Linked DNA regions of Mus musculus: regions 1, 3, 4, 5, 6 and 7 are each linked to region 2. A link is a loop called in an ENCODE intact Hi-C map of the cell type or tissue named here. Cell type or tissue: left cerebral cortex. All regions are shown on one strand. Region 1 overlaps 2610307P16Rik (RIKEN cDNA 2610307P16 gene). Region 2 holds the start of Gm40841 (a long non-coding RNA gene). Region 3 overlaps Sox4 (SRY (sex determining region Y)-box 4). Region 4 overlaps Cdkal1 (CDK5 regulatory subunit associated protein 1-like 1). Region 5 has its middle 2.5 kb from the start of A330102I10Rik. Region 6 overlaps 2610307P16Rik (RIKEN cDNA 2610307P16 gene). Region 7 overlaps 2610307P16Rik (RIKEN cDNA 2610307P16 gene).

Evidence for each region. A loop is a pair of places that touch in the nucleus more often than their neighbours do. Peaks named below come from ENCODE experiments on the same cell type or tissue, not always from the same donor. Only the 100,000 strongest peaks of a DNase experiment are listed, where the experiment ranks them.
Region 1: it touches region 2 in a loop (2.9-fold over the local background); 5 of 42 quality-filtered maps call a loop at or near these places.
Region 3: it touches region 2 in a loop (9-fold over the local background); 18 of 42 quality-filtered maps call a loop at or near these places.
Region 4: it touches region 2 in a loop (8-fold over the local background); 14 of 42 quality-filtered maps call a loop at or near these places.
Region 5: a loop joins it to region 2, with 3 times the contacts of the local background. A loop is called at or near these places in 3 of 42 quality-filtered maps.
Region 6: a loop joins it to region 2, with 8 times the contacts of the local background. A loop is called at or near these places in 6 of 42 quality-filtered maps.
Region 7: it touches region 2 in a loop (2.3-fold over the local background); 4 of 42 quality-filtered maps call a loop at or near these places.

What each region holds. Positions count from the first base shown.
Region 1 is chr13:28,713,546-28,717,545 of GRCm38, reverse strand. All of the region lies in intron 3 of 2610307P16Rik (RIKEN cDNA 2610307P16 gene), which reads left to right. Among named protein-coding and RNA genes, the nearest start is that of Mir6368, 4.7 kb to the right of the region's middle. In left cerebral cortex, no CTCF peak of the experiment used is centred here; DNase peaks (open chromatin) are centred at 749 and 2,021.
Region 2 is chr13:28,418,024-28,422,023 of GRCm38, reverse strand. Gm40841 (a long non-coding RNA gene) reads left to right here and starts at 525. Exons shown (of 3, transcript XR_003950511.1): 1 at 525-2,939. In left cerebral cortex, a CTCF peak has its summit at 1,783; DNase peaks (open chromatin) are centred at 2,500, 2,893, 3,183, 3,756 and 1 more place; H3K4me3 peaks cover 2,596 bases; H3K27ac peaks cover 2,585 bases.
Region 3 is chr13:28,948,149-28,952,148 of GRCm38, reverse strand. It overlaps Sox4 (SRY (sex determining region Y)-box 4), which reads left to right. Exons shown (of 1, transcript NM_009238.3): 1 at 1-3,230. The coding sequence ends at 450. The region is part of intron 1 of Gm46405 (a long non-coding RNA gene); the gene reads left to right. Among named protein-coding and RNA genes, the nearest start is that of Sox4, 3.6 kb to the left of the region's middle. In left cerebral cortex, a CTCF peak has its summit at 1,670; DNase peaks (open chromatin) are centred at 2,397, 2,566, 3,438, 3,968 and 4 more places; H3K4me3 peaks cover 3,556 bases; H3K27ac peaks cover 3,507 bases.
Region 4 is chr13:29,833,739-29,837,738 of GRCm38, reverse strand. All of the region lies in intron 4 of Cdkal1 (CDK5 regulatory subunit associated protein 1-like 1), which reads left to right. Among named protein-coding and RNA genes, the nearest start is that of Cdkal1, 20 kb to the left of the region's middle. In left cerebral cortex, a CTCF peak has its summit at 2,349 (motif pointing right); DNase peaks (open chromatin) are centred at 2,335, 3,215 and 3,779.
Region 5 is chr13:29,011,797-29,015,796 of GRCm38, reverse strand. It overlaps a transcript of A330102I10Rik not described here. Among named protein-coding and RNA genes, the nearest start is that of A330102I10Rik, 2.5 kb to the left of the region's middle. In left cerebral cortex, no CTCF peak of the experiment used is centred here; DNase peaks (open chromatin) are centred at 723, 1,204, 1,479, 2,367 and 1 more place; H3K4me3 peaks cover 2,275 bases; H3K27ac peaks cover 1,813 bases.
Region 6 is chr13:28,754,667-28,758,666 of GRCm38, reverse strand. All of the region lies in intron 3 of 2610307P16Rik (RIKEN cDNA 2610307P16 gene), which reads left to right. Among named protein-coding and RNA genes, the nearest start is that of Mir6368, 46 kb to the right of the region's middle. In left cerebral cortex, no CTCF peak of the experiment used is centred here; DNase peaks (open chromatin) are centred at 680, 1,132, 1,277, 1,556 and 1 more place; H3K4me3 peaks cover 840 bases; H3K27ac peaks cover 1,219 bases.
Region 7 is chr13:28,602,578-28,606,577 of GRCm38, reverse strand. All of the region lies in intron 6 of 2610307P16Rik (RIKEN cDNA 2610307P16 gene), which reads left to right. Among named protein-coding and RNA genes, the nearest start is that of Mir6368, 110 kb to the left of the region's middle. In left cerebral cortex, no CTCF peak of the experiment used is centred here; a DNase peak (open chromatin) is centred at 2,370; H3K4me3 peaks cover 317 bases.

The sequences.
Region 1 (4,000 bases), 300 kb before region 2:
CCCCAACCCCCATGAGCACCCTTAGAAGAAGCTCAATATGCAAGATAAATGTATGAATGATGTCTCTGTAAGAATTCATTTATCCCTTCACGACTTCAGTAGACCATCTCGTGGGGGTACTTGAAAGTTGGAGCGAGATTCACACTAGAAGTAAACGCTCATCATGAAATGGACACGAGATGCTAAACAGCAAGAACAGATGGGCTTGACTGTCAGAACTGTCCGAACATCTACTGTCGGAAAGGAAGACAGTAGAAAGCCCAGTGGCTTGCTGATCTCTTTGAACTGGAGTTGGAGGGATTTGAAAGTGAAATGCTTCCGAAGGCACGTGGGTTTGAACACTTGCTCCCCAACTGGTGCCCAGCTATCTTTGGGAAGGCAATAGAACCCTTAGGAGGTGGTGTCTCACTGGAGGAAGTGGGCCGCTGGAAGCTGGGCTTGAGGCTTGATTATCTAAACCTGCTTTCTATTTACTGTTTACATGACTTCAAAGATGCAGTGTGACCATCTGCCTCCCTAAACTGTAAGCCAAGGTAAACCTCTCTGTCCTTAAGGCGCCTTTTGTTGGTCATTTTTGTTATAGAAACAAGAAAGCTAACTAATGGGAGTTACCGTGTAAAAACTCTCAAAACCATAATTTAGGAAAGCATCCATTTGCTGACCCTACCATCTTGGATTCTTTGTGCACAGCTAGGAAGGCATAGAGCGTTGGCAGTAGATTTGAAATGCAGATGGTGACAGGCAGAAGGATTCTGAGGCTGAGGAGGTGATTCAGGGAAGTCATGAACCAAGGAAGTGGCAGGGCTTTGCTAGCACAGACCAAAGGAGCCATGTGGCAATTTGGGGTGGGGTGGTGGGGTGGAGGGGCCTGGCTTTAAATTGATTTATTGAGCACAGTGTGTTGTATCCTGTGTTGTGACACAAGTGTGCAAAGCAAGATTCCCCTCTGAGACAGAATAGAAATCTGTACCACTGCTCAGTGTATTGTAGGGGTTGGGAAGTGGGATGGGAAACTCTGAGCACAATTCTCAAAAGAGCCCAGAAGAGCTTTGGATAGCAGCTGGCTTTGAAGAAACCTTCAAGGGAAGGTAATATCTAAACTGGTGTGCCGAAGGGGGCTAGAGGTTTGTTTGTTTGTTGTTTTTAACATTTTAAACATTTTTCCTTCCCAGGGGTAAAAAAAAATGGAAGAGTGGTAAAGTACCTGGAGAGAGTGTGAAGTGAGAGAGCATGGGTGGGGGGTGGGACGGGATGGAGTAGCAGACAGAGATACCTTTAGTCAGGGCTGGGTTTCCCCCTAATTCATTTGTTTGCTAAGCAAAAGCATCTAGAATTTATGGGGTGGCCAATCCTTCTCCCATCAAATGAGACAGTCGTAAGGATGTTGCACCTTCTGCTTGGACCAGGAGGGCTGTGCTCAGTTTCATCCCCCATAGAGAATAAGCTCTCTGAGGGTGGATGACCACTTTCAGAAGTGACTCCTATCCTGTGAGACAACAGTAGGCACTAAAAACTAATTAAAAGGTGCTTACTATTTACCTCATTAAATAGAATACTGTCTCTGAGAATATTTGTACACATTATTTTTGTCTTCTAATAACGAGAAATGGGGAATTAAAAACTAATAAAGAGCAATTTGTTAGCTCCTCCTTCATCTTTTCTCCCTTGCCACATACTCTCGCTATACTCCATATCCAAACATTACTCTTTCTTCTTGGACCCTAGCCTCAAACAGTAAAGTCCCCAATATCAAATAATACTGAAGTTGTGATGGTTCTTGGAACCAAGCTTATTGAAAGCCAAGTACTTATTCTCTTCATAGTTCCTCATAGATCCATAGCTATAGAATATGGGATCTGATGAGTTTTACACAGTTGTGAACTTCCCACTTGAGCTGTTACAGCCTTAAGGACAGACTTCTTGAGATGCGGAAGGGCCACATTCCTACAGCGTACAGGAGGCTTATTCTCACAGCTGGCTGGTTTGCATCTCTGCAAAATATTCATGAGACAGAAAAAACTCTTCACCCACCCTGAAGGATGCCAAATCCAGGTGGGAAGCAATGGTCTTGATGAATTTTAACACTTGTCAGTTCAAAAATGTTCAGGAGAACAAATTAAAGAGAACAGGTAGCTTGGCTCTGTGCTATCATCCTCGAGTCATCGATGCGGACATTTCTTTCTTACTGTACCTTTGAAGTTAAGCATTGGAACGCAAGAGTAGACAGCCTTCCAGTGCAGAACAGTGTCGAGCTTCGGGGACTTTATTTGTTTGTTTGTTTGATATTCTGTTGTGCAGTTGCCTTTGTCTTTGATCACCCTTTCTTCTGACACTAATTTAGTCATGTTATGACTTTTGTCTTTCCCATAAGCTTGTATTGGGTCATGGAAATTAATTTTTTTCTTTCTCCTACTAGTTTTGGGGCATGCAAATAGACTTCTGTTTATCGGTACCCACATAACTCACCTACCACAATCTGCTCTGTCTTTCCCTCAGAGGTATTTAGTTTTCCTCATAAATTTGTTCAGACTGTAGAATTTCATTGTAAATTAGAATATAATGAAATCTGTTAATCCCCAATGTTGGGCTAAATATGCTCTTCTCTCAGCAAGCCTTTCTCCAGAGCTGCAAATTAATAGCTAACTAATATCGTCCTGGTGGAGCTGGTGGCCGGGTGTTAAAAATCCTCAGTATAAACTGTTTTTAAGGGTCCTTAAGTACTTCAGAAGTCTCCATTTCCATAGTAGCACTTGATATGGTAATTATATATGATTCTCCTGTGTTCATTAAAATATGAGCCTAAGGGCTCCTTTGGAAGTTACCTTCCCATAGGTTGAAAGTAATAAAATTGGTTTGCTTTCAAAGGGGGGGGGGCTGTAATTTGGTGCCTTCACTAATGTACAGAACCCCCTCCCTTTATTCTTTCCCATCAGGTAGTGAGTGGAGGATTTTTTTAAAAATGAGGGGTGTCTAGCTACACTTCAGAAGGTGCCATTGTATGTATTCTTTCGGACATACAGTTGTCCCCGTCTTCTTGGCTCCTGTAACTAGTTCATGTCTAGCCTTGTGTTTCCTTGTTTGCACTTGTTTCTAAAATAAAAATAAAGATCCCCATCATCTTGGTGAGACAGCTTTTCAGAAAGTTGTGGGGTAGGATCTGAGGTGAGCTGGTGATGTTGTTCCATTGGTGGAGGGTGAGTGCTTCCTTTCATAGCAGGCATTGTGCCCTGGACTTAGGCCCCAGCACCACACAGAGCAGGAGTCCTGGCGTGCCCCTGTCTTTCCTTCCTGCAGGAGATGGAAGCAGGAAGATCGGAGGGTCAAGGTCATCCTCAGCTCCGTAGCGAGTTCCAAACCAGCCTGGGCTACGTTAGACCCTTCCTCAAAAATCAATAAATAATCCATTCTGGTCGACAGAGGTAGTTCTAGGACGGCCAGAGAAACCTTGTTCTGAAAACTAAAACCAAACAAACAAATAAGTAAATGAACAAATAAATTTGAAAACAAGTCACCAAGGGAAGAACAACTTGAATACTATAAAAGGATAAATGAATAAATTAATTGTAGTATGTACACATAATGAAATGTTATTTGGCCTTAACAAAGACAGAAAAGTCATAGGCATGGTGTCCTGTGAAATGAACTGTACAGCAAAGGACAAATGCCATGGGATTTCTATCCGAGTTAGGAAAAACTCTAGACCAGGCCAATGCACAGATATAAAAACAGGTTGGTCGTTACCTAGGAGCTGGGGTGAGAGAATGCAGTGTTAATATTGGATGTGTTCAGGGTGCCACTTCATAAGGCCAAGAGTTCTGCCTTGGATGGTGGTGCTAGTGATGAAGTCATTCCACTGTGGTGGTGGACCAAAAGGGATTACTACAATGGCAAACTTTGTGTACATTTTCATATAGTCAAAATAAAAGAACTGTAAAAAGAAGAGCTATGAGTGGTGCTGTATGCCTTTAATTTCAATACTTGGAGGCAGAGGGATCTCTGA
Region 2 (4,000 bases):
CTCATAGGATTGCTAAGTGATGCAATAGATCTTCAGTGCTTCCTATAGACTCTCGGCATAACGAGTGCTCATTTTCAGTGACCGGCATTGCTACTGTTGAAACTTAACCATCCACCCCAGCCTCTTGCTGGCCATTTTAGATTTCACTGCAAATTGGGACCCCGAGGCACCTTTCCAGGTATTTACGTAGAAGCTGTTTCTGTCTTGGAACTTTTCCGTAGCATTTCTTCTCTGACCCACAGCTATCAGGCAAATTTAGACCCATTTACTATTTTTATGCGGAATAAAACTCAGGAATAGTTGCACTGAAGGTGATACAAGCTTAGTGCCAACAGAAAATGAGGTGCAGGCCCGGTAGATAGGTTTCCTGAGGCCAGGGAGAACCTCCTATGCCATTGTTCTGTAGTAATTAACAAAGCAAGACTTTGTTGTTGTTACTCAATGAAGGATCTATACAAAGTAGACCAGCTTGTTTAAATAGTTACACAAGCTGAAAGTACCATTGATTGGTAACACATGAATATGAAGAAATCAGGAGCTAGCCTCGGTGATGGGCAAAGAACTGTCCTGAGCATATAGACAGTGGTTTTGTATGGTGCAGACACAGCGGTTTAGTGGCAGTGGTTTGCAATCAGACACAGATAAAAAGTCTGACTCTCATGGAATGGAGAGGAATCTGAAATTCAAGGGCCACTTGTAAAGAAAGATTGTAGGGAGAGAGGCGGAGAGGAAAACAGGGCTGCCGAGTCTTCCTGGAATGACTCTGCAGGGATTAGATTGGTAGAAAGTTGTCTTTGGAGGAAAAGAAGACCTGCAATTGCTACACCTTGAGAACATGCCCGTTGCATTCCACATACTACCCAGGTCTAGGTAGCCTTTTATACACAAATGCAGAGAAAGGCTCCTGTGTGTCACCCAGGCTCTTGCATTGTTAACCACAGTCAAATGACATAGGAAGTCATCTCTTCACCTATTCACGAAAAGTTCTCTGAATTTGATCAGCTAGGATGATCATCTGTATTTTTTTCTAAAATAGTTTACTTCTACATTTCGAGAGTGCCCAAATAGGTTATATGCTTATTTTGGGATTTGACAGAACCTGTGGACGCCAAGGTCATCACTCTCCAGTGTGTGGTCTGTACTAAACCAGCAGTAGCCACTCAGCACCTTCCACAGAGGGGTATTCTGGGAAGCAGTTGTTGGTTGTCATTTTGTTGCAAAGTAAAAATATCTAAGTGGCTTAAGGGCTTTGGCCAGTGTTAGAAAAACATCACCCCTATTTGCCAGCGTGAGGTGTCAGTGTGAGATGCCAATGTACAAACCAGAGACCTGTTAATTCAAAGAAACAAACATTTCCCTTGTTTCCAGTGATGACTTTTGGGGGGAGAATCTTACTGCTGTATATACCTTTAAATAAGAAGTCACAATTGATTTATGATGATTTTTTTTTTTAAAAAACAACAAAACCTGTCTCCTCTTTTCTCCCTACAAAGGGACAAGGTTTTCCCTCTTGGGTGAATACTGCATGCATCGCTTGCCATAGAAAGGGTGCCGTCTTGGCAAGCCTCTTATTAGTCTAAAAATAAATTATTCACAATGCAGGTTCAGATACAGATTGCAAGGAGAGATAATAGAATTGGTTTTCCAAGCCTGATCATGCTCGGAAGACATGGTATGTGCTTTTCAGGAATCCACTTCAACGGAATCAGCTTTGACGAGTACACACAAGAAATAATATTGCTGCCATCCAGCTTGTGTCTGCGGTACAGCATCCTCCGCTTGTCTTCAAGGACCCACAGTGCCTCTTCATCAGTGTGCAAAAGTCCATATTGCTCAAGCATTTCTTCTGAGATGCTGCCCTCCCATTGTTCTTTTAAGGAAATTTCTTCCTGGCAGCGTGAGAGGGGCACTGCCTCCTACCCCCCTTCTGCCTCGGCAGAACAGTTGACCACAGCAGCAGCCGACTCCGGCTCGTCATGTGCTTCCTCATGTGATGTAGGTCTGCGGCACTGTGGAGCAATCGCATTTGAGACTCGGCACTCGTGGACAGACGGGCGTTCAGGGACTGGGGAGTTTTTGGAGGGGGGTGGGGAGGCCAATAAACCAAGAAAACGTCAGAAATAAAAGTCGCATCAAGTATGCTGATCTCTGTATTTCCTATTTTTGTTTTGAAATTTGATTTTAACTATTGTTTTTTTTTTTTCTGGTTGTGTCTGTATTTTTTCCACCCCCACAGGCGCCGAGCTGCGCTGTTTTCTTTCTTTCTTTTTGATTTTTTTCTTTTTCTTTTTCTTTTCTCGAAACTCTGAAGCCAGACTGTCTTCTTCACCGCTCCCGGGCTGCACCACTGTGGGCACATCAAGCTTCGTCTGGCTCACCTGCATGGTTCCGGCTGATTCCTGCCTGAGATGGCCCATCGTACAACTAGGATCCCAGAATCTCCTGTCTGCACTCTGCGGAAGAAGGACCTATTTCAGTCTCTGGCCAGGGTCTCTCACAGCCGATGGGGTCTTGGAAGACAGGGTGAAGTTGCAGAAGACTGGGGTGGGATGCGAAGGCATGCGAAGGACTTGGAAAGGGAATTTAGGAATACTATACATCAGTGCCCACCGATGATATGCATACAGGGCGAGGGCAGCCACCGCCCCTGCCTCACGCACCTAACCCCGGCTGCTCGCTGGGATTGTCTGAGGGGGACAACCCAGGTCTGGATGTGGTGGCATTTTTTCAGAGAGTGGAACTGAAGATGGATGAAGCAGGTACTTGCTGTGTCTGCTTGGCAGGGCAGAGCTGGAGAAATGGAAGGGGAAAAGAAGAGATGCTGACTGTCGTAAGATTGTCTGCTGCCAGCTCCGCAGTCTTAATCTAAGGAAGGATGGCATAGTGGATCTGCCAGCACGTGCATGGAGGAACTGTAAATTGCAGTGTGGATGTCCCTGGTACTGTCAAGGAAGAAACTGATGGGCTGGGTGACTGTACAGTGTCCCCAGAGAAAAATAGCAGCCTTGCAGCATGGATTTAAGTGCATGTGCATGCGTGTAGAGACATGGAAGAGACTGTGTAACACATACACACACAGAGAGAGATATGAGAGAGAGAGAGAGAGAGAGAGAGAGAGAGAGAAAGAGAGAGACTCTTTGCTGGGTTGGGTTTGATTACAAGCCAGTGTTTTCAGCTCCTGCTCAAGACCTATTTCCTGGCTAGCCAGAAAGCTCGGCCAGAGCAGCTGCATATAGACTTTTCTTTTTAACGGCATAGCAAACCCCTTCAGTTTTAACTCCTTGAAGTTCTAAGTGCTCAGCGTTGGGCTAAGGCTCACTGTACGGTTTTGTTTTCTTCTCCTACAGAGCCCTGTAAACACAGCTGTATTCAGTATGGCAGAAAAATTCTGTCCCTTAAATAGAAATGCGATCAATTTAATCAAAATAAATGTATCCCAGATGACTCTGAGGCCAGCTGGATACCACAGGCTTCAGAAGCTAAGCATTCAGTGGAGATGGATACAGTGTTAGATTTACATGCTTTCAAATGCTAGGATCAGCTATGCTTAATAAAGGAAATTCTTTAAGGAAAAGGGAGGGTCCTCCTGGCACCCAGCTATAGATGGTGACCACAGGTGCTGCTGCTGATCCTGGCACTGGGGTTTGTGGCTGTCGAGCTTGCAGGGGTGTGTGGCATGAGGCAGGGCACGGCTGATGTCAGTGTGAAGAAAGCTTGCAGCCTGCTTGAGGCTGTAGGAAGGAGGAGGGTGGCCTCTCATTGCCTCTGTCGGGGCTTGGCTGGTACTAGAAGCTTGTAGATAGATAAGGGTGAGCTGGGTGAACTGAGCTCTGAGCCGGGAGCAAGCAGCTTTCCCAGTTGTCATGGGGGCTCCTCTGGGACGCCTGTCTGGCCTGTCCTCCCACTGTTTGTTAGAAATTCTACAAAGCGGCTCTGTGTGCTGGATTATGTTTGGCCAGCTGTTGGTGCATTCCTGAGGGTGGGGTGGAGACAGGATCTT
Region 3 (4,000 bases), 530 kb before region 2:
TTGTACGAAGATGGAGGCCCGGGATGCTCGCCCGATGGCCGGAGTCTGAGCGGCCGCAGCAGCGCAGCATCATCGCCAGCCGCCAGCCGATCGCCCGCTGACCACCGCGGCTACGCCAGCCTACGCGCAGCCTCGCCCGCCCCGTCCAGCGCGCCCTCGCACGCGTCCTCCTCGCTCTCCTCGTCCTCTTCCTCCTCCTCGGGCTCTTCGTCGTCCGACGACGAGTTCGAAGACGACCTGCTCGACCTGAACCCCAGCTCAAACTTTGAGAGCATGTCCCTGGGCAGTTTCAGCTCCTCATCGGCGCTCGATCGGGACCTGGATTTTAACTTCGAACCCGGCTCAGGCTCCCACTTCGAATTCCCGGACTATTGCACGCCCGAGGTGAGCGAGATGATCTCGGGAGATTGGCTGGAGTCCAGCATCTCTAACCTGGTCTTCACCTACTGAAGGGAGCGCGGGCCGGGGAGAAGGTGGGCCAAGAGGCAGGAGAGGAGAGAGGGAAAAAAGAAAACAAAAAACAAACAAACAAAAAAACAAACAAAAAAATGTTAAAAAGAAGAAGAAAGAAAGAAACAGAAAAAAAATGAGTTAAAAAGAATAGATGGAGAGTAGAAGGAGAAAGGGGAAAAGAAAAGGAAGAAAAAGTGCATAGAGCTGGCCTGGAACACGTCCCGCCGTTGGAGAAGGAGCGCGGGGGCGTTAGTGGACCCGCGCTCCCATCCCCCACTCTCAGGGCTGGGGACTCGAAGGAGGCGGAGAGTAGACGGGGGCGACCTTTTTTTGTTGTTGTTATTGATGTTGGTGGTGGCTAAAAAAGCTACTTCGAGTTTCCTCCCCAATTTTGCTTGAAGAGACTCCCCCCCACCCCACCCTTCCAACGAGCTTCCGGACTTGGTTGCACCCCCAGCAAGAAAAGAAGCCAAGCAAAGCTTCTAAAGACCGAAGGAATCTTTCCCTCACCCCCACCCCCTCGCCTTGGTGATTTCTTGTTTGATTTTGCCTCATGGTCAAGAAAGGAGGGGGAAAATCCAGCGTGCCCCATCTCCTACCCACCCCCTCTTTGTATTCTCTTTGTATTTTTCCCCTTCTTAAAATTTCTTTTTCTGCAATGAAGACAGAAAGAAGGCTCTGGGGTGATGCGTTTGGCATTTGTGTTGAGCTTAGGGGAGCATTGGCATGGAGAAACTCCACGCTGGCGAAGTCCCGGGCTGGGCTTTCTCCTCCTCCCCCCACCTTTTTTCCCCTTGTCCTTGCAGCTGGAGATGTGCTGGGAGTAGCAGGCCAGCCTCGGAAATGGACATGGGGACCTCGTGGAAGCCACAGCAACCTGGTTGGGGATGCAGAAGGACCCGGAGCACAGAGGGCGTTGGGGTTCCCGGGCCTCCGCCTGGGGTCTGTGCAAAAATAAAGAATTAAAAAAAAAAAAAAAATCAGAGAGGTGAGGCTACCCAGAGCCGGCGGGAGGACAGGAGACTGTGGGATGTGGTCCAGGGGCCGCGGAGTGGTTTGGGGGGGAAAAGAGATTTTTTTCTTCTCTTAATGGGAATCGTGATGGTGTTGAGTTATTTCACTGGTGGGGTTAATATAGCATGTTATCCTGTCTATCTTTTGAAGATTTCTGTATAAGACTGTTGAGCAGTTTTTAAAATAGTGTAGGATAATATAAAAAGCGGATAGATGGCGCTATGTTTGATTCCTACAACGAACCGATCACCAGCTCCTTTTCATTTTTAACTCTTTAAAAGGATTCAAACGCAACTCAAATCTGTGCTGGACTTTTGAAAAACCACAATTCAGGACCAAATTTTTTCTCCGTGTGTGTTTATTCCTTATAGGTGTAATTGAGAAGACCCGTTTATTTTTACCCCCTCACGGACTCTCCATCTTTGTATTTTTTTTTCCCTTGTAAATGTAATCAGATGCCATTTTATATGTGGACGTATTTATACTGGCCAAACAGTTTTCTTATTTTGTCCCCCCTTTTTTTCCCTTTTCATTTGCTTTCTTGTCTTTTAACCTCGTTTCTTTATCTTCTTTTTTATTTTCTTTCTTTTTCTTCGTTTTTTTTTTTTTTCTAGTGTTGTTACCCACGCCATTTTACGTCTCCTTCACTGAAGGGCTAGAGTTTTAACTTTTAATTTTTTATATTTAAATGTAGACTTTTGACACTTTTAAAAAACAAAAAATGACAAGAGAGATGAAAACGTTTGATTATTTTCTCAGTGTATTTTTGTAAAAAATATATAAAGGGGGTGTTAATCGGTGTAAATCGCTGTTTGGATTTCCTGATTTTATAATAGGGTGGCTGGTTAATATCTCACACAGTTTGAAAAATCAGCCCCTGGTTTCTCCATGTTTACACTTCAATCTGCAGGCTTCTTAAAGTGACAGTATCCCTTAACCTGCCACCGGTTTCCACCTTTCAACCCCCTGGTCTTATAAGGGGAGGAGAGTTCAGCCCAGCACCATAATGCTTTAAAAAAAAAAATTTTTTTTTTTTAACGAATTGCTGTTCTGTCCAGAGGTTTTTAAAACTGGTGCATTCACAGCAAAAAGGGATTCTGTAGCTTTAACTTGTAAACCACATCTTTTTTGCACTTTTTTTTATAAAGCAAAAACGTGCCGTTTAAACCACTGGATCTATCTAAATGCCGATTTGAGTTCGCGACACAATGTACTGCGTTTTCATTCTTGTATTTGACTATTTAATCCTTTCTACTTGTCGCTAAATATAATTGTTTCAGTCCTATGGCATGGTGATAGCATATGTGTTCAGGTTTATAGCTGTTGTGTTTAAAGATTGAAAAAAGTGGAAAACATCTTTGTACATTTAAGTCTGTATTATAATAAGCAAAAAGATTGTGTGTATGTATGTTTAATATAACATGACAGGCACGAGGACGCCTGCCTTTTAAGAGGCAGTTCCGTTAAGGGTTTTTGTTTTAAAACTCTTTTTTTTCCTTTCTTTTTTTATTTCTTTTTTTTTAACCATCCATCCTGTGCAATATGCCGTGTAGAATATTTGTCTTAAAATTCAAGGCCACAAAAAAAAGCAAAAAAAAAAAAACAAAAAAAAAAACAAAAAACAATATTTGGGGGAAGAGAAAAAGAAAAAAAATCATGCCAGCTAATCCTGTCCGTCACTGCCTGTCAGGTTGTTCCTATATACCTTCTGTAAATAACTTTTTTTGAGAAGGAAATAAAATCAGCTGGAACTGAACCCTAAATCTTGACTTTTGTCATCCTTATTCCTGGGATCTCTCCTTTCACTGCAGGCTGCTGCTTTGCTGCTTTGCAGCTTCGCGGTGGCATGGAAGCTGGTGCTGATTCAGTTAAGCCATCTTAATGGCAAACCCTAAGTTCCTCTTGGCCAGATTTCGCAGGCCTGACCCCGAGTGATGGCATTGGCCACGTGTGTGTCAACCCTCCCTCCGCACGCCAGCCTTCGAGGAATTCTCTGCGTCTACTGTACATCAGCAGGCACCCTTTGTCTGGAAATTGCAAAGAGGGGGGAGGGGCAGGCTTCTCTGCTCTCAATCCAGCCGGCAGGCTGAACTTTTTTAAATGTATTTTTTGCTTTTGTGTCTCTAAGCCACCATCCCCTTTACACACCAAGATTTGTTTTGCACAGACCAAGAAGAACAAATGAGCCTGTTAAATTATTAGGTCTTCTAGGAGAAAAGCCTTCCATAGTTACAAGATGGGAAAACCAAAATCAACTTAGGCTTGCTTTGTTGGGGTGGGGTGGAGGAGTCCCCTTAAATGCAAAGGTCAGTAGGGTGTGGTGTAATCCAAGTACTTGAGAGGCAGGCCAGGCTCAAGGATCCTGAGTTTAAGGCCTGAGTGGACTACTTGATTGAAACTCTGTTTCCAGAACTACCAAAGTTACTATGGCCCTAAGCTGTTCATCTTATGCCCCGCCCAACATGGGCGTCACTGTGAGTAAAATATAGCCTACCTGCTCACCACTGGAATGACAGGCCAAGTAGGAGAGTGT
Region 4 (4,000 bases), 1.4 Mb before region 2:
AGTCCTGTGATTAGTCCTGAGCACTGCCTTTGGTAGAAGTGGAGGATTAAATGAGCTAGCATGAGCAGTGTCCATGTGTGTTTGAATTACAAGTGCCATTGCACAGGGTACCACACACAAAATAGGAATTTTTAAAATGTGCATTATATGTGGGTTAGTGATCAAGTAGAACTGACTTTTGAATATGATGAATGTTAATAATTGCTTTCCAACTTTAACACAGAAGTCTATTGTAACAGTGAACTAAGTGGTATGTATGCATGTGAACGTCTGGAGCTTTCAGTAGAGTCCTATTTAGGTGCTGTCAGGTCCACTTGGCTTAGTCTTGACATGTCTGAGATAAGATCGCACGCCATCACTCTTCCTGACATGGACACTTTTACAAATGGTATTGAATCAGAAATCCAGTTTAATCCATTCTTATTAAATTGGAAGCAGTAATTGCTTTCTGTTTAATGGGCTGGAATTGACTGTAGCAATCTCGATGGACCTTTAAACTTGATAAAATACGGTTACATATGTTCCTGTTGGTTTGTGTGCTCATCAGGGTAGGGTTTAGCGTGTTCCTTGTGTTCAGAAGTTGAATTATTTGCAATGGTGGTAAAGGGTATAGTAGAAGGTGGGGAGAAGAATGGCATTTTCTCATTCCCCCCCTTTTTATTTCTCAGGGAATAAAACAGAGAAATAAATCTAAGGGCCTTCAGAATGGAATTTTCACCTACCACTCAGAAATAGGGAAGGCGATTATCTCTAGAGAAGACCTGGCGGGCGCACACCGGCCCCTGAGGAGTGAAGGCGAGCTGTGGGGAGCCACAGCCTTCCGACAGTTAGGCTTTCATTTAGTGGTCTCTAAGTCTCTCCATCCATGTCTGTTTCTAGTGACAAGGCTTGCCATTGGACTGAAGATGTTTCTGAGGTATTTAACAATCGTTGTTATGATTTGCTTTCATAGAAGAGCAGTGTCCAGTGTAAGATAGCTTCTCCTGTATCCCAGTTCCAGCAATGCTGGGTCTGGCCCGGCTCTTTGTGTGCTGCAGGCCAGCACTTAGCAGATGCCCTGTGTCCCCAGCCCCAGAGCAGCACTCAACGCACCCTTCAGCTTCTGGCTTTGTTTTGTTTAATTTGTTTTCTGTTGCTGTCTTGGTAACCTTATAAGGTGTCTCCATTTTGATAGCTTTTAGCTGTGATTTAAAAAGTCATTCTCTGAAGAACTATTGGCTGATGGTAATTTGAGTAAAATTGACAATGAGTAATTCAAGGGCACGGGCAGACCACTGTCATATCTTCTGCTTTCCACGTGAGAGCTGAATTGTTAGCAGACAGAAATGAAGGCCTGAACTCTGAGGGTGTCCTAGAGAAATATGTTGTGATTTCATAAAACTTTGTGAAATTATTGAAAAAGAGTGAAGGTGGTGTACAGACCTCATCAGTTTAAGGCACAGATCCTCGAGTGGGTGAGCTTGAAGCTTACCCGTCACAGCTCACTGTAGCCTCTTGTGACTTAGGCCAGGTGTGAGGCAGGTGCAGGCTGCAGTGATGAAGGCTGAGATCCCCTCCGCAATAAGGAAAAAGCTTTTTGCAGTTTTCAGTGATGAACCCCCCCATTGTCACATACATAAATATTGTTTTGAATACATGCTTTAATATTTTTGAAATGTAAATACCTTTATGAATGCAGTTAATGTTTATATAGTCATGTAATAATTTAATTAATAATAAAAACATTTTTTTGGCACATGTATGATAAAAACATTGTAAAAGGAATAAAATTATTTTTTCAAAATTGTGTATAGAAATGTGTGCATTACTTATAACAATTATGACTATATGGTTATATAATTGTAATGAATTAGTGTTGGAATTTGAAAACTAGTATTGTGACCCAGCAGTGACTGGCTCAGAGGTGTTTTAGAACTCAGTCAATAAAGCTTTCTCAGCTCTTTGAAGAGAGGGGTTCAACCCAGTGGAACTTCAGTAAACACAAACATGAGGTTCGACAATACATGTAAGAGTGTGTAGTTAAGGGGCTGGTGAGATGGCTCAGTGGGTAAGAGCACCCGACTGCTCTTCCGAAGGTCCAAAGTTCAAATCCCAGCAACCACATGGTGGCTCACAACTATCCGTAACGAGATCTGACTCCCTCTTCTGGAGTGTCTGAAGTCAGCTACAGTGTACTTACATATAACCAATAAATAAATCTAAAAAAAAAAAAAAAGAGTGTGTAGTTAATACATTGATTGAATGTAAGTTATGTAAGTTAAAGACTGATAGCTTGACTTGCCTCATCTGCTGTGCCTTCCTCGTATGCATTCAAGGTGTTTCTGGACGCCTTCGTGCAATTACAGAGCAACCCAAAAGATGGCACTATTGACCTGCGTTAGCATTTTCATTTGCTTTTTTTTTTTTTTTTTTTTTTGGATGGGAAAAAAAAGTGTTGGATGTCTTATCTGCAAATGTCTTAAATTGAGGTTATATTTTTTACATTTAATTTTCTGTTTTGTAAATGGATCCTTAATTCATGTAAGGCTTGCTGGGACCTGATTTCATTTTTATTTTGAAATGGTTTGGAAATTTGGTTATTTAACAATCATGTTGTAGATATAAACTATATAATCCAATATAATTAATGATAAAACCTTGTCTTAATGTGACAGCTAATGTTTCATAGGAGACATAGTTGCTGTTGTATAGCCAAAACCATTAATTTTTTGAAGTCTCTAAACCAGTCCAGTGATTAAAACATAGCAGGCATAAATAAACAATTTGTGTGGCTTTCAGGTCACACCACTCTGGCTTATCCATTTTGGAAAGTCATTTTATATTAACAGGACTTTTGAAAATTTAGTAAAACCTTTCACTGTTTCTGTGTCCTCTGGCTGTAATGTGATAGAAGGAGAATCTAGGGTCTATGAATAGCTTTTCTAGGTGAGAAATACAAAATTAGATAATGTGCCTCTGGCTTGATGGCAGGCTGCTTTCAACAGCAGCATGTGTTTGTATCCATCATCATGCAGTTGAACCCCTTCCGAAGTCATCTTGAAAAAAGATTTATTTTATATTTAATTGTGTGTAGGTGTATGCACATGTGAGTGTGTGTATCGTGTCAGTCTGTGCACAACATGTGTGCTGGTGACTGCAGATGTCAAAGGCATCAGATACCCTGGAGCTGGAGTTATGAACCTGCCTGATGTGAATGCTGGGACCCCAGCCCAGGTTCCCTGCAAGAGCAGTGTATGCTTTTAAATGCTGAGCCGTTTCGCCAGCCGCAGATACTCAAAGGTGACCCAAGTGTGATGGTACAAGTAGGACGGTCTTATGTCCAGTCAAAGGTATCTGTGGCTGTTTCCCGCTTGTACACTTGCCAGGGATTTTTACTGGAAGTAAGAAAGCACAGACTACTTATCCAGCTTTTTTGTGAGATGAGTGGCCCTTGTTTTGGGACCAAGGTCAGAAGTACAGGACCTTTCGGGTTGTCCTTTACTGCCCTTTATTGGAGTGGGGAAATTGTTTTGAATCTGCATCAATTTTATGTTTCAGCTTTTATGTATTTCTCCCCAAATTACTTTTTTACAAAAAGGTTAGTATGCCTTAAAAATGAAGATTTTTGCACCTTATTCCATTAGACCCCATTCTTACCTCCCTGACAGGACAGTCTCACTCACCACCTGTGTGTAGTTTCAGGAGTGACAACGCCTCTGCAGCGAGACGTTTGTTTTTATGCTCATGGTGACAGATGTACAGTCCCTGTGAATCTTCACTCTTCTTGCCGCCTCTGTTGATGCCAGTAATGTGATGCACATGTGATGTGCCTGAATTGCTTAGCAGTGCGCGGTTAAGGGAGAGGTTGGTTCCTCAGCAGCAGCTCCAGTGGGCACTGACTGACAGCCATCTCGACGTTCTCTAGGATTTGACAGTGGCCTTGTGAGTGGAGAACAGTCTGAGAAGTTAAGGGGTTGCATTCTGAGGTGGCTGCTTTGGAGGACTTGCTTGGGACTGCCTG
Region 5 (4,000 bases), 590 kb before region 2:
TCACAGTCATTTTCCCCGGTGACGGTGCTTCCTGATGAAGTGCAGTCCTCAGAGTGTAATTGTGAAAGATACTGAACGATTCGGGGGGATGCGACATCTGCTTTTAAAAGCTCTTCAGATTCAAATTGGCATTTTACTTTATCTTGAAAATTTATTAGAGATTCAGCTCATGCCCGGTTTAAATGGGAAGGTGAAGGCAGGGTAGTTTCCATCTATGAATTATTCAATCTCTGCCTGGCAAGATTGCCATCCATGAACGGATGCTCTGACAGTCCCTTCGCACAGCCTCCATTACGCTTGTCATTTTTATTTCTTTATCTACGATCTCTTTCTCAGTTACCCGGCTACTCCCTTAGGGCTTGGCTTCACAAACCCAGTATTTCAAATTGGCAATAACCACAGTGTGCTGCTTTCTCCAATCGGCGTCTCCACAGGCTGTCATTTTTCTTTTTCTTTTTCTTTTTCTCCCGCAAATCATTAAAAGCCACATCCACAATGATCTCTCTTAGGCTCTTTGGTTTGATGAATTTTACACACACACACACACACACACAGAGAGAGAGAGAGAGAGAGAGAGAGAGAGAGAGAATCGCTGCAAAAAAGAATTATGTTCTTCTAGCATCACAAGAGAAGTCAAGCGTTCTTTTTTGTTGTCAGAGTGACCCATCCTGGGAATTAGCATAGCATCACACAGGAGGGAGCCAAGGCTATTGCAGGCTTGCTGGCATCCTGATTTGCAGCCCAACTTGATGAAGGCTCCAAGACTAATCCAGACCATTGTGTGCTTAGCAAGCACAATTAGTTAGGAAAATAAGAAGTCATTAGATGACCGAAATTAGACTGTCAGTCTTCCAGGCTCCACCTGCACACAGACCAAAGTCCCAACGACTCTCCACTTGATGGCTGTTTGTGTCCCTGCTAGCCGACAGCTGTCCTGCATCCAGAGAGGACTAAGATTGAGTTAGGCCAATAAATCTGGTTTCTCCTTTAAAGCATGATCTAACTGAGGAGTGCGGGCGGGGGGGGGGGGGGTTACGCCAGTCCCATGACCAGCCTGCAATGGGAGCTGGAGAGTCCCACAGTGCCAATGTGATGAGTTGCCCAGGTCTGAGTCAGGACAAATCATGCCAAGATCATCTCCTGAAGGTACCATAGCATGGCACAAGAACCCGCCTCCCCACCTCCAAGCCTACTCCCATACAAGGTGGGCAAGCAGTTGAACTCCACCACTGCCAGTTTGCTCAGCAAGCTCCAAGCAGTACCTGCCCAGCTGAGAATTCACGCTGCCACGTCAGAAGCCACCGTGAACATTCAGACTGCATCTCAGCTCCTGGCTACCCAGAGGTAGTGTTCTTCCTATGGGAGAGAGGCAGTATAGGCGGCAGCAGGAAAAAAAAACAAAAAACAAAAAAAAACAAAGTTTACAACTCTATTGCTTTGTGCCTAGCTGTTTGCCTCTGCTTTGCCGCATCTCGACTGGCAATCTGCAGGAGCAGGAGCTGGCATCTGCAGGAATGCAGTATGACACAGCAGTCAGCTGACTTGCAGGGTGTTATCATTCAATGTCCTGAACAGGATCGGGACAGTTTCTAAGGTGGTACTAGGCACATGACCCTGGACATCAACGGGGTCCTGCAGGGGGCTGCAGGACTGCGGGCTACATCTGTCCAGCTGGCGATCATTTCTTCCATGTGTTTGTGCCAATGCAGTGTTAACTCAAGACTGAACGAATTATTTCCATCTTGCTTTTTTTTTTTTTTTAAGCTGACAGGCCATTCCCGAAAGTGACTTGACTGTTCCATGAAGAAATGGGTTAAAACCATCACTGTCCATATCACTTGGGTTCCTTGCAGTGTGTGTGGAAAAATTCTTGCTGGTGTTTTCGTTTTAAAAACTCTCTTCTTTCTCCCCTACCCCTTCTATCCTCTCCCCCTCCCCCCTTCTTCTGTCCTTAAATCAGGTAGAAATTGTCTTAAGCTACAGGGATGCTATCATGAACTCGTAAATTGTACCTAATACATTGGTTAAGGGCAACGGAGAAAACTCGAAGGTAAATTAGTCTGGCAGAAGCCCTAAATAATGGTCATCGTTACGAAGCATCACGTTTGCTTCTGTTGTGAAACTCCATGTGCGTCTCAATTAATGTGACAATGGAGCCAAAAGCTTCATACAGGTACTGCCCCAGCGGTTTGAGGAACTGCTAAAATAAGCAAGCAGTCATTATCAGGCATTTGTTTAACGACTGTAATCCTACTGCATTAATTTAACTTGCTGCAATGTTTAACAGAAAGTCAATTATAAATCTGAGCTAAAAAAGAATAGCGATGGGAGAATTCGCATGGCACCGTCCTCTAAGGGCATAGCCTCTAAAGAGAACTTCCTGTTCTCATCATTTAACAGCACTCCGAATGGGCTGTTTGCTCTACTGGAGCAACCCACGAGCAGCTCCGCCCAGGTCAGGCTCTGGGATGCTGAGCGGAATGGTATAGACCCATTTTAGGACACGCCTACAGGTGATTGTGCTAAGGACGTGTGCGTGCATGCCCTGGGGTTTTGGTGATCTTTTCTCTGTTTCCCACTTATGAATTTTAGTTTTCTGTTTGCTTCTTGAGACATGAATCTCACTCAAAAGAAAATGTTTCCGGACAGCAGGCAGAGGAGTCAAGACTAGATGAAGAAACGCCCTCCATTTAATTATAGTATTAGATGGCATCTGGATCCCACTTTTGTGGTTTATGGAGAAGCGCTGAGAAGTGTTACCTAGGGAGAACAAAATCTGGACTCAGTTGCCCTTTTCAGCTCATAGTAATATAGTTGAATGGTCTCTTAGATGTGCCTTGCTAGCTCAGTTGGTAGAGGGATTGCCTTACTTGAACTAAACCCTGGGTTTGATCCCTAGGATCCCATAAAACCAGTTCTAATGGTCTATACCTGTATTCCCGACATTCAGGAAGAAGAGGTGGGAAAATCAGAAGGTGAAGGTCATCCACAGTTACATAAGGAACCTGAAGGATGACCTGGGCTATCTGAGACAGTGAAACAAAAACAAATAGGCAAATTGCTAGAAGATAACCTGCTGGTAGGGAGCAAGCCCTACATGGTTCCCATCCATGACTGTTGGCTGACTCCTCAGTAGTTACTTGAATTTTTCGAAAAGGAAATTCAGTTTCTCTTGAGGTGGGTCCTTGATGGTGGAATCATAACTGGGGGGCTCAAGGTTATTAGGGAGGTCGATTCTCCTGCTTTATCCTGTGTGCCCAGGGTCCTGACCTGCTGGTGGTCATAGGGAAGACTGGAGCTAAAGCAGAAGTCAGGAAGGGTGGTGGTCAGTGTGGGTCCTTGTGGCAGTGCCACCCTCATGGCTCTTACCTCCCTTGAAGACCTCCTACTCCACGTTGTGATTTGTTTTTCCCTTAGGCCGTTGTCCAGGACAGAACTGAAACATTGGTGTGGTTACAAACCTTCCCTCAGTTTGATGGTTCCTCATTGTTTCAGCTTCTCAGGTTTTATATTTATGTACACAAGTGTGTGTGTGTGTGTGTGTGTGTGTGTGTGTGTGTGTGTGTGTAAACTGGAGGTGGGTGTCCAGTGTCTCCACCTTATTTCCGTTGTTTAGTTTTTTTCTCAGAATTTGTTTTGAAAATAAAAATTTCATTCAATATTTCTGATCATAGATCTCCTGCCTCATCTCTCCCCATATCCTCCCTACTCACCCAACTCCTTGCGTTCTCTCACTGTGTCTCAGAAAACAAACTAAAAAATAAAAGGAAACAAAATAAAGCACAAAAAAGTCCAAACATACTCAGCCACATGCTACTTACACACACACACACACACACACACACACACACCAACACCACAAAATCAGAAACCATACTATAATCAGCAGAAGACCAGTAATGCCCAAAGAAAGCAAGAGGAGATAGATAAATAAATAAGAAAGAGAGAGAGAGAGAGAGAGAGAGAGAGAGAGAGAGAGAGAGAGAGAGGAGAGAGAGAG
Region 6 (4,000 bases), 340 kb before region 2:
GTCCGTGTTATGGAGTAGTTCTGTTTTGCACACGGTTGTCCTAATTTCCCCTCTTCTTTACTTGCCCACTAGAAGGGAAAAAAGTAATCAGAGGTGTTGCTGGGTGGAGCCCTCCTTTGATTGCAATGCCCCAGGGGTTTCTAAGTTAACAAATTAAAGCTTTAGGGCTGACTGAGCCGCTTGCTTGGTCTTGGTGGGCGCAGCAGCTTTTCCGTGCCTTCTCATGTTCCTGCCCTCCCTTCCCACTCCAGAAAAGAAACTGAACTCAGAGGCTTTGCCTGAGGAAAGGCTGGCTTGAGGAGCCGAGGGACTGATGACCACAGCTGCAGAGAGGGAAGGCCAGCATATTCTTGGAAGGTGTGGGATGAGAAACGCACTCCCTTCCCTTCCCTGCTTTTGCAGTCATGCCTGGTGTGCCTCAGAGCTAGGATACACGGGCGGGGGAGGGTGGAGCGTGGGGAGGGCTAAGATTAGGGAGAGAGGAGGTGAAACTCTCCTGGGAGTTGGAGACCAGAAATAAACATCCAAAGGAGCTGGGACAAACCCTCTGGCTGCCCTCCTGAGGTTCAGGGGTGGATCAGGAGGGTCCGAGCCAGGGAGGCAGTAGCCTGAGTCTTGGAGGAGGAAGATCTCGCTGGCTGCCTCCTCCTCCTCTCTGCTGGGGTCCCTGAAGCCAGTGCAGGAAGTGGGCGGGATTCTGCTAGAGTTTATTGAAAAAACAGCTGCCTGGCTCCATTTCCCTCCCCCACAACGGCCCATCCTCGCTGTGGCTCAGGATAGAACTATGCTGTAAACTTTGGCATGAATCAAGCATGCTGATACTCTCTCAAACAGCAACTTTTTCTTTCTCTCCCCCCTCCCGCTTTTTTTTTTTTGGCACAGAGTCATTCGTTTGAGGCTGGGGGAGAGGAACAGAAAGACTAAATAAAATGTGGTACAGTGGTTCTAGAAATGATTTGATCTGGTCCAGTAAAGGTCCAGAGTTCACCGACTGGACCTGAAGGACCCAAGTGAGAATAAGGTCAGGAGCCAGTTTTTGAAAGTGGTGAGCAGACGTCAGGACTTGAAGGCCTGCTTGCTCTTTTTCTGTTACTGTCATAACGTCTTGGACAGAATCTACCCTAGGAAAACACTGTCAGTGCCTGTAAGTTTGTGACTTCGTTTTTTTGACCAAGAATTGCTTAGGAGGTTGAAGGGGACAGGAAATAGCTAGGAGCCAGGGTACCACTGGGCAGAAGTATATATGTGTGTGTGTGTGTGTGTGTGTGTGTGTGTGTGTGTGTGTGTATGTGCGTGTGTTGATTAGGACCCGCAGATGGCAAGCAGCAGCTGTTTTATGGTGTGAATTGTTTGCTCAGAAGATTTTCAGAAGCTAATTCTCCGTGGAGGTTGGTTTGCCAAGTGACTTGTTTCCTTTTTTCTTGTTTCCCGACCTATTTTCCTCTTTGTGTGTGTGTGTGTGTGTGTGTGTGTACCCTAGCTGACCTTGAGGCTCTAAGAGTTGCTTAAAACCTGAGACTGTTAAGTTCTGAGAGGGTTGCTTGCACCAGGAGGCTCCTGGCTCAGGTTTACTTCAGACCTGAAGGTGAGGGCGGATGCAAAGGAGAAGGCTGCAGAGGGAAGGGCTTCCCCTGTCTTGTCTGAGATCCGAAAGGCTGTGCCTGGCCCCCCTCTGCTCTGGCTTTACTGTGAACTCTTGCTCTTGCGTTGACCCTTTCCCTTGGCCTTCTATTAAACCTGACCTGTGTCTCTTCCTCCACTTAACGTGAGAGAATATTTTTTTTTTCAGGGACATTTATGAGTAGTGAGTTAAGATGTCTCTAAAATTCACTAGTGGTAGAGGCCTTAGGGCATGGTTAACCAGTTCTGTTATCCCCCTTCAATATTTTCTTTCTGTTAATACCCCATGTGTGGCTTGTATTTGCTTGAACAACTCGAGAAAGCATCCTCAGCTGTATTGTAGGAAGCAAAGTAACTCTCACGCTCTTGCATGAAAGCATGACACAGAGTCTGGGGCCCTGGGATGGTAGAACTTAAAAGGCCAATTAATAACATTTATTTGTTTTTGTTTTTGGAGAACCCAGGGCCTTGTGTATGCTAAACACAGGCTCTTCCAACTCTGGTCTACATTACTTATTAGTAATAGAGGTTACTTATTATTGTTATTGTTTTGTGTGTGTGGTATATGGTGTGTATGCATGTGTATGGGGTCATGTGTATGCGAGTGTACATACAGGCCAGAGACTGGTTATTATTGGTGTCTTCTTTAATTATTATTACTTTTTAGATTTAATATTCATTTTTATTTATTTTATATTATGTATAGATGTGTATGCATGAGCATGAGTTTGTATTCTTAAGTGCAGTGCTCACAGAGGCCAGAGATGTCAGATTCCCTGGAGTGGTCGTTAGGCACTTATGAACTACCAGACATAGGTGCTGGGAACAAAACTCAGTCTCTGCAGGCACATTGCGTGCTCTTAGCCCCAGGGCAGTCTCTTTACTCTGCAGTCCCCTCCACTTTATTTTTGAGGTAGTGGTTCCACTGAACATGGGACAGTGAACTGGAGCTCATTGCTTCAGCAAGATTAGCTGGAGAGCCAGCTCTAGGGATCCTCCTGTCTCCTTTTCCTGGCCACTAGAATTCCAGAGGCCTGTCACCATGCCTGGCTTTGTTCTTGTGAGTTGGGATAGAACTCAGGTCTTCATGTTTGCATAGAAAGCACTTAACCAGCTGAGTTCTCTCTCTCCAGACCAGAGCTGTCACTTCAGTGATTAATTTCACAGTGTGTGCACTGCATTTTGTGGGTACCTTAAAAGATACACTTTGGCCCAGTATCGTGGCACGTTCCTGTCATCCCAACACTTTCACAGTAGAGGCACCAAGATCAGAAGTCGAAGGGCAGCCTTAGCTACATTATACAGACTTTGAGGACAGCACAGGCTAGATAAGACTCTCAAAAAACAAACAAACAAACAACCCAAAGGCATTGAAACAAGGTAGAGCAAACTTGTTTCTAATTTATTGATGCACACATGAAATCTCTATGTAGAAAGCATGTTTAATATAAAAGGTCAACATTTCTATCTTCTATCAACAGAGAGAGGTATGGAAGTGGAAAGTCTATGAGGAAATGTTAAACACTGAGATCTTGCTTTCCTTGGTAGGCAGCATTGTAAATTTAGATTGGAAAGCATAATTGAAAACGGGAGCCTGCATGTGCAACATTATCTCTGCAAAGCATGTACGTTTATGTGAACCTGGATATGATCAGTAGCTGAATGCAGGCCACGGGCACATACAAGTGTTTTCTTTTCATGATCCCTCTCCTTAGCTTTTCCACAGTGAGCAAACACCTATTTTCCCCCCTTTCTAACATGTAACCGTTATTAAAATATAATGAGGTAGTGAGGAATGACTCTCTTGTCTACTTTACTTTCTGACGTGGTTCAATGAGTGTGAGAATTCAACAACCTTAGTGGGTGGAAAGTGGCTCTTCCAGGGGACCCAACACCCTCTTTTGTCCTCTGTGGTCACCTCCCACACATATGATATGTAGATACACGCACACATAACATTTATACATAGACACAGACACGCATACACAGACACACATATACAGCATGCACACATAGGCACAATTACAGACACACAGACACAGACAGACATACACATGACAAATCTTAAAAGACTTTTTAAATCTTCAAGAATTACTGTTTTATGTTTGTTCGTGTCTATAAGACTTTCAGTCTAGGAGAACTCTCCCAGTTCTACTTTAATGTGGTGAATCCTACTCCTGTTTTTAGTTTTCTTTGAGACAGGATTTTAGGTAGCTCAGACTGGCCCTGAACTCACCATGTATCTGAGGCTGACCTTGAACTCCTGATTATCCTGTATCCACCTCGTATGTAATTACAAGTGTGTACCACCATACCCAGCAACTAGAGTTAGTTTTGTTCATAATGATGTAATGTTCTTATTCTGCCATGTAGGCTACCC
Region 7 (4,000 bases), 180 kb before region 2:
GTGTGCATGCATGCATGTGTGCAGGTCATACTTGAGTCTCTTTCTCAGGTGCTATTAACCTTGTTTTCGAGACAGCCTCTTTCAGAGGCTCTCAAGCTTCCAAATGCTGCAACCCTGTAATACAGCTCCTCAACCAGAAAATGACTTTTGTTGCTACTTTATAACTGTAATTTTGCTATGATTATGAATCGAAATGTAAATATTGTTGGAGGTTTGCCAAAGGAGTCAGGACCCACAGGTTGAGAATCACAGTGTTAGGCTAAATTGGCTGACTCCGGAGCCACAGGCATCTGCTTCTTCCTGCTTTCCTAGGGCTGGGATTACAAATGTATACCACAATACCCAGCTTTCTACATGCATTCTGAGGATTAAATTCAGGTCGTCTCATTTGTAAAGCAAGTACTTTATTTATTGATGGGCCATGTAGAACCTTCACTCTGAGGTCTTACCAGCTTATTTTCCCACTGTTGATGTATGGGGGATCAACTTGGTCTCTGCCTGCCCAGCACATGTGGTTGTCTATCATTGTTTTGGCCACCCTAGTGGATACAGAGCCTGTGTGCCTTGGGGGGTGAGGTCACTTCCTCTAGGGAGCTCTACTTGAGCACCCTGCCTCTCCCTCTCCCATATGCTTCTTTTACATGGTGTGCTTATCCTTGTGATGTCTCTCATAGCACTGAATTATAATTGTCTGTTAACTTTATCTTCTCTATTAGGGTGTGAATCTGTTGTAGAGGGTACTAAAATATTTCCTGTGGCATCTCCCGCATTAACATAATGCCTCATATGGTTATTTTGGTCACATTCTTTTTTCCCCCTTGAGGTTAGGGGAGCTTATAGATCCAGCCTTTTTTTTTTTTTTTTTTTTTGAAAGATTTATTTATTGATTATATGTAAGTACACTGTAGCTGTCTTCAGACACACCAGAAGAGGGAGTCAGATCTTGTTACGGATGGTTGTGAGCCACCATGTGGTTGCTGGGATTTGAACTCAGGACCTTTGGAAGAGCAGTCGGGTGCTTCAGAGACTCTGTTCTCACTTGAGTCTTGGGGCAGCAGAATGACAGGACTCTTCAGACCAATGCATTTTTCTGACGATACCTTCTGTTAGGGGTGGACACAGAATGTCTTGACTGTGCGTTTGACTTCTAGGACATGATATTCTCTCTACTGTTGTGCTAAGATAGTACTGTTTCTACATTTACCAGATGTTGTTTATAAAACCAGCCTGGGTGACGTTAAAAAGTAACCATCATTATTTTAATATTTTCATTAGTGTAGAGTTGTTGTGCAAAGCGAAGGGGTTCATATTGATGATTTTGATGGATTTTATCACATGCTCTGATCATATTCACTTCCCCACTGTCCGTCCCTTTATCTTTTTCCTGCATCTTATCGTTTTCTTCTCTTCCCCAACTAAGTCACCTTTTTAGTTCCATGTCACATGTATAGGTATGTCTGTGAGTGTGTGTCTGTGTGTTTGTGTGTGTGTGTGTATGTGTGTGTGTGTGTGTGTGTGTATGAAACTCCAGCTCCACACAGAAGAAGCATGTAGTAATTAACTTTCCGGGTCTGGCTTAGTGTCTTTTATATCATGATCTTTTAATTTCATCTTTTTTTTTTTCATAAAAATAACATGATTCTGTCTGAACTAAACTCGGTTGTGTATATATAACACATTCTCCTTATGTGTACATCAAATGATGAACACCCAGGCTATCCTATTTGACTTTTTAAAGCAAGGCTGATTGAAAACTCTCTGTTCCTTTTCTAAAATAATGCCAGTTACATACACTAGACTCAGATGGTGTTAGATATGGTGTGGCGTCAAGGTCGGGGTCCTGAATAAAGTCTGTGGATTTGAGAAGTTCTGCTGAGTGCGGCCAGTTTTGTTAAAGATGTAGGAGACAATCGATTAGCATCAGTGCTGAACAGATAGGAACTGGTACTGTAGAACAAAGCTGGATGCTGCTGAATCAAACATAATTAGAGACCTTAAATATAACACTGAATTACAAAGTATATCCAACTCCAGAATTGACTCATATTAAATTATAATGTGTATAAATATGGATCCAATGACATATTCAAATTAGTTCTTTTGAGTGATTCTTCCCCAAAATATTTGATCTTAGCATCAGCGTTCCGATACTTTTCTCCCTGTTATTTTTTCCTCTGGAGGTTTGTCTTCAAATTTTTTCCTCCATGGAATGAAGCTATGATTAGATGAGAGAGCCCTCCCCTTACTCTGTGGTGTTTTCCGTGTCTTCTCTGAAGTGTCTCCAGTCTCTTTCCTCTGGTTTTACATGCTCCTGGAACACAGAGGAAGTGGGGGGAGGGAAGGATGGAGAGAAACAAATGGAAGTTGGACCCAGATCAGTGAGAGAGTATCGGGCGGGGCCAAGATGAACTTGGCAGATGTTCTTCTCCTGTTTCACACTTGAGCACGCCTGTATTGCTGCCTGGAATTCCGCTCACATTTCCCTCATTCCTCTAAGATTTTTCTTCAGCTTTGGTAACAAACGTTAGCTTTAAATAGGAGCCAGGAATGAATACTTAAAAAAAAAATAATGTGCAAACATGCATAGAATCGTTATGTTACTGTTCTGGTCTGGCTGGTCTGGCTGGGAGGGTATGGATGCTTTTAACACAGTGCCAAAGTGGGGCAGAGTTGTGTCATTTTGGCAAATTAGTCCTTAAGAGTTTATCTTACTTCATAGATAAAATAGATATGATGTTTTCCTATGTATAGAGTTTTCATATCAATACATTTAATGGCATGTGGCATGAACAAATGGTAGTGGTTTGAAAATTGTTCTCTTTCAATTCTTGAAAAAAAAATAGCTCAATAACCTTACAGTAAATATGAGTATTCTTATGAAATATTCATTCAAATCAGTTATGTATTTTATTCTATTCCTCTTGAGCTAAGATAAAACTGGCAGCTATATATTTTGGTTATCTATTTATAAATATGGTAATAAAATAGGAAGAAAATTTCAACATGTAACTTTATATAGAAGATATAGTATGATACCCTGTGATACTATGTACTTGGTAAAAGTCTATTGAAGGTGGTGAGAAAAGCAAGGAACCAGTATTATTTTACTTGTGGTATTTAGTTTATACAAGTAACTGAGGATTATTTTTAAGATACGTATACATGCGTGTACACACACACACACACACACACACCCATACCCACACACACTCAAACATGCACAATATTATCCAAAGAAAAAAGGTGCCATATAACCTTCCTAAAAGTCTATTTCTATTAGTTGAAAGAAAACAGATCACTTTTAAATTAATATAGGTTTTAAGTAGGTATAACAATTACCCATGTACTCTACCCCCTTCACTCACCCAGCTTTTCCCCAAATTGTCTTTCCCCCTTTTTGTTGTTTGAGGTCCTCCTACTGTGTTGTCAGGCTGGCTTGGGATTTGCTGTATAGAACAGGATGACCTTGGACTTGCAGCAGTCCTCCTGCCTCTGACTGGCAAATTCTGGGATGAGGGTTCACTTGCATCAAACACTGTGTATAATATCCTTAGTACAATAATCAAAGGCAAAATGCTGATATCATTAGTTTATACTTCTGAAGCCTATCCTGGCCATTTTTTTAATATTTATATTTTGTTTGTATTGATTGATTGATTCTATAGCCCAAGGTGCTCTTAACATTGAGATCCTTTTGCCGATACCTCTTGAATGATAATAACAGGTCCGTGTTACCCTGCTTAGATACAGTAAAGGAAGTCAACCCTGGAGCTTGCTCCCAGGGCTTTGTACTTGCTGGGATGGCCTCCATCATCTTCCTTCCTAGTGTTATTTGTTTGTTTCAATTTTGAGACACCGTCTCATGTAGATGGTGCTCAGCTCCACCTTTCTATGTAGCAGAGCTGACTTTGAACTTTCCATTGTTATGCCTCTACCTCCCAAGTGCTGGGGTTATGGGCATGTTGTTCTTCTTAGCTTGTTCTCAATTGAGTGTGCTTTA